Regions from separate parts of the Mus musculus genome. Here region 2 is linked to region 1. The links are chromatin loops, found by intact Hi-C in ENCODE. Cell type or tissue: heart. All regions are shown on one strand.

Region 1 (2,500 bases):
AGCTCTGTAAAGCTCTTGCATAGTAAACAGGAGGTCCTGAGTTCCACCCCCAACCCTGGGGGGTGGGGCAAGGAAACAACAAGAGTCGGGGTTGGCTGAAGCAAGGGAGGAGGAGGGGACAACTGGACTAAAGTAGAGTAACATGGAACTGATGGTTCACAGCCGACCTCCTCTGCTTTCCTCTGTTGGTGCTGGCTATTAGTGCGAGCAGGAAGGTCCTTGGGATTTCCCAGCACACAAAGCTGAGAGAGTACTGAAGAGCTGCCATAGGGGACTGGGGAGGGATGGCTCAGTGGGTGACGCACTTGCTGCAGAAGCCTGAGCATCCGAGGTTGGACCCTCAGCATCCACGTAAAATTGGGCTCAGTCTGTAATCTCGGCTCCTACCTCGAGAAGACGGCCAGAAGTAGCCTGGGGAGTCCCTAGGCCAGCTCGGGAATGCAGCTGTGAGCACCAGACTCAGCTTCCCACAGGTAGAAGGAAGGCAAATGTCTCTCGCTGAACCTTGAACTCATCCGGCCACCAGTAAACCCTAAGTGTTTTCCTCTTTCTAGCCCATGCCCCACAACCCTCACCCCAGAATGGGGTTACAGTGTGAGTGCAGCCACCCGTGGCTTAGTGCTGGGGATTTGAACTCATGTCCCCATGATTGCAGCAAGTGCTCTTACTCACTGAGCCCCTCTGATTTAAAGACGCTTGTCTTAATTAAAGGCATGCTGTGCTAGCATTAAATAAACGGGGCTGTCTGGTGCTTTCAGGTTCGTCTTGGAGTCTGCGTGTGGGATTCTTACGGTTCTCTGATGGACCCAGTCACGCCAGCCAGCATGGCACAGAAGCAATGTAGGTCGTGTGGCCCTGAGGTCAAGCAGACCCAGAACTGGCTCTGTAGGGCAATGTTACATAAGTTCCCTTTGTCTCTGTCTGAATTACCTCCCCGTGTCTAGATTTCCGTGTCTTTAAACTTAAGACACGCTATGACTATGTTTTCTGGACCGGACTGGGAGACCAGAGCTCAAGCACTCTGTTATCCTGTCACATGATTGAGTGCATGATATCACGTGCCAGGTGGGCACCTAATTTGAGCTTCTTTGACCAGTGAGTCCCTTCCGTAGACTGGGCTAGATCCCTTCCTAGTCGTCTTTCCTTGACGAAGCCTCCCTTTTCTGCCTCACCCTAGAGGCAAGTAGCCACAAGAGGGAGCCAGAGAGCAGGCATGGGAACCGGTCAGGCCAGCTGGGGAACTTTGCCAAGTTTGTATTGATGGCACGCGCGCGCGACTCTGCAGAGGTAAACACCATCCTCCCAGGAGAGGGCAGACTAAATCTTGGTTATAATGAGTGTTTCCGAAGGTGGCCAGGGTTCTGCTAGGTCTCTGGGAGCCTGATCTCCGGCTGCTACGGACCGGTCACAGTTTCTGGAAAAAAAACCCACCAAGTCAAATCCCTTAGTGTCCCAGAGTCACCACCTTTCAAGTAGTGCTTTATGGTCTTTTTCAGGCTAGCTGAGGATATTTGGGCAGAGATTTGGGTGGGGCATTTATTCCGGTTTTGTTTGTTTGTTTATTATTTTTAAAAAGTGTTTTACTATGTGGTCCCAACTGGCCTGGAACTCCTTTTGTAGCACAAGCTGTCCTAAAACTCACAGGTCCACCTGCCCCCACTTCAGTGCTGGGATTAAAGGCATGAGCCACCATGCCTTGCCTTGCCATGTGGGCCTTTAAAAAAATGCCTCAATGAAGACAAATGTGCTTACATTTTAAACTTATTTCTCTCTCTCTCTCTCTCTCTCTCTCTCTCTCTCTCTCTCTCTGTGTGTGTGTGTGTGTGTGTGTGTGTGTGTGTGTGTAAGTCAGACAACTATTTTTAGTAGGTAGTAAATTCCTCCACCTTTATACCATGTGGGTAGAAGTCAGGCAAGCGTGGATTCAAACCCCTTTATCCAACTGAGCGGTCTTGCGTGTATGTTAAAGAACTATGTCTATAACCATATCGTGATCTTCTTGGTCGCAGAACTAGGTAATAATAGCCTCTGAGATAAACAGGCAACAGAGTCTGTTTGCTGGTACAGTGCTTCCTTAGGGACCCTGCTGTGCCTGACACACCATGTCCCCCCTGCAATAGTCAGAACGACAGCTGGGTGGTACTGAAGCAGACACACACACACACACACACACATTTCTTAACAGTAACGGAAAGCAAATGGCTTGCAACTTATCATCCTCATCCTTCAGGTGCAGTTCAACGGAGAAGAGCCACGGCGCTATGTGGCTTGTCTCCGGAACGTCCTCATCTGGGGAACGCCACCTCAGCACCCCCTCAGCGCCCCAAAGCTTCTGTCTGTGGTTGTTTCCTGTGCGAGTACAACTCGGAGCATTCAAGCTGTTGTACCAGACTCATCTTGCCCAGTGTCAGAATCTCTTGTTCAAGACAGGCTGGGTGTGAAGCATGCCTATAGTCCTGGCACATCAGGAGCTCAAGGCCGGTCCAGCTACTTGAGACCC
Region 2 (2,500 bases), 93 kb after region 1:
GGTGGAGCACTTGTCTAGGATGCACAAAGCCTTAGGTTTGATCTCCAGCAAAGAAACTAGCTTCTTTTTTTTTTTTTTTTGGTTTTTTTTCGAGACAGGGTTTTTCTCTGTATAGCCCTGGCTGTCCTGGAGCTCACTTTGTAGACCAGGCTGACCTCAAACTCAGAAATCCGCCTGCCTCTGCCTCCCGAGTGCTGGGATCAAAGGCATGTGCCACCACTCCCGGCTCTAGCTTCATTTTAAATGTCACCACTTACAGCTATGTCTCTTGATGCTGGCCTACAACCTCAGCTACTTGGGAACCTGAGAGATTTTACGTTTATGGCTACTCTAAATAACTTAGTGGAACTCTGTCTTAAAGGGGCTGGAGTGAGTTAAAAGCCTAGCAGACAGAGGCGCTCACCAAGCTTGATGACCTGAATTCAACTTTGTGACCCGCGTGGTGTGAAGACCCTGGCAAGCCGTCCTTCCATCTCCACATGTGTGCCACGTGCACTCTCACACCAAAGGGAATTTGAAAATTTTTCTTTTTGAGATGGGGTTTCTCTGTGTAGCCCTGTCTGTCCTAGAACTTGCTCTGTAGACCAGACTGGCCTGAACTCAGAATCTCCCTGCCTCTGATTCCAAACTGCTGGGATTAAAGATGTGTACCACATCTGGCTTAATTTAAATTTGTTTTAAAAAGAGGTCTAGATATAACTCTGACAGACGACTTACCACAGGTAAAGCCTAGGCTGAATTTCTAGCATCGCATGCTAAGGCCTGGTATGAGGGTTCAACACGGAAAAAGTGCTACCAAACCCAATAGTCTGAGTTCAACGTCAGGGACCCATGGGGGAAGGACAAACCTGCAAGTCGTCTTCTAACGTCTGGGGCAGCAGTGGTGGTACGTGTTGCCACCCCTTCCTTCAACAACTAAAAACAACACACACACACACACACACACACACACACACACACACACACACACAGCCGCTTTGTCCCTGTGGGATGGCCAGGGCCTGGAACTGGACACTGCCTGTGGACTTTATGATGGACTCAGGTACGTCCCTAACTGCGCTGCCTCTGCTTCCTCACCTCTGAAGATGATGCCAAGCATCCGTAAGCGTTTTGCCCAGGGCTGCAGATGACTGTGCTTACAAATGCCTCATCTAGTTCCCAGTCTAGAGCAACGACAGCAAAAGGAACAGTAGGTCTGAGTCAGGGCTGAGGCCGGCACCAGTCTGTGCATCTGCAATTGAGAAATGAAGAGCAGCCCAGATCCTCAGACCCGTTCTCCTGGTTCTTTATCTAAGAACCTGCCAGTGATCAGGCTTCCAAGCACGATGGGAAAGCTGCCGCTCTGCCCCCTGGTGGTCAGAAGTGCTTACATCAAGATGACACAGATAATTCCAAGTCTTGAAACTAAAGCAGGAAAGGCCTCCCAGGCACTGTAGGACCAGAAGATCAGTACACAGTTTGCCCTCTGTTCACCTTTCAATGATTTTATTAGTGTGGTCACAAGTTTGACACCTACAGGTCGCCATTAACAAAGCTGACGACAAATATTGGAAATAAGTGAATTACTGAAGTACGGCAAGATTTAAAATGTCAACTTGGAGTGATCATGCAAGCCCCATGCATTGGTGCCTGCGCCCTAATTGCAGGACCCACTCTGCTCATCCTCGTGGCTCTGTACCCTCAGCGGGGTCAGGGTGGGGCCACCCTGCCTTTTTGCAGATCCAGAATTTTAAGGGCAAGTGTGGAGCCTTCCTTGGAGCATGGTCACCATGCCTGGTTTCTGCTTGTTGGGGTGACACTGTGACTATTGCTAGTATGAGCCACAGGGTCCCCAGGGCTTGTGCTAACAGAGTGTTCTCATGTCCCTGCAAGAGGCCTCCAGGCAGTTTCGCAACTGTGTTTCCTCCTGGGGAGTCTAGAAGTGAGGTGCACAGTCTTCTAGCATGCTGTCAGTGATGTAGCTGGACCCAAGGTGGGACTCGTAGTAATTCTTTTCATCAAAGGTATTGACAGTCCAACTCACAACCTGGATTCCTTTAGCTGACCACTTCTTCAAATAGTCCCTGGAGAAAAGGGGAAAATCAGCCGTGTTAGAATGGACAGCTGTCCTGGAATTGAGAGCTCAAAGCATGTGCTCTGTGACTGCCAACTGCTCCCAGAGAGCCTCCAGCTGGCCTCCTACCGCAGTCAGAGGCTGGGAAGCAGGCACGGCTTATGTCTGCTTTACATCATCATCCGAGCTCACACACATCACAGTCACCAAGGGCTATCATCTCTGCCCTCTTACACCAACCACACTGTCCGTTTCTCTCTGTACTGCAGGAGCCTCCCTTTCAGGTCACCAGAGCTTCTCTGTCCTCCGCTCCTGGGGAAGAACAGCGCTCTACACCCTCCCTCAACGCTTTCTTCCTTGCAGTTCACAGGCAGAGCTTAGTTTGCTCCTGGCACCCTGTCCCATATCTGGTGAAAAGCTGAGAAGTCCTGAGTGTCCCCAGGTATG

Evidence for each region. Hi-C counts contacts between places; a loop is a spot of excess contacts. Peaks named below come from ENCODE experiments on the same cell type or tissue, not always from the same donor. Only the 100,000 strongest peaks of a DNase experiment are listed, where the experiment ranks them.
Region 2: it touches region 1 in a loop (7-fold over the local background); 29 of 42 quality-filtered maps call a loop at or near these places.

What each region holds. Positions count from the first base shown.
Region 1 is chr7:118,594,195-118,596,694 of GRCm38, forward strand. It overlaps B230311B06Rik (RIKEN cDNA B230311B06 gene), which reads left to right. Exons shown (of 2, transcript NR_169121.1): 2 at 2,231-2,500. Among named protein-coding and RNA genes, the nearest start is that of Tmc5, 1.9 kb to the right of the region's middle. In heart, a CTCF peak has its summit at 1,196 (motif pointing right); a DNase peak (open chromatin) is centred at 1,207; H3K4me3 peaks cover 918 bases; H3K27me3 peaks cover 1,765 bases.
Region 2 is chr7:118,687,088-118,689,587 of GRCm38, forward strand. Gde1 (glycerophosphodiester phosphodiesterase 1) reads right to left here. Exons shown (of 6, transcript NM_019580.4): 6 at 1,471-2,063. The coding sequence ends at 1,916. Among named protein-coding and RNA genes, the nearest start is that of Gde1, 17 kb to the right of the region's middle. In heart, a CTCF peak has its summit at 1,357 (motif pointing left); no DNase peak of the experiment used is centred here; H3K27me3 peaks cover 776 bases.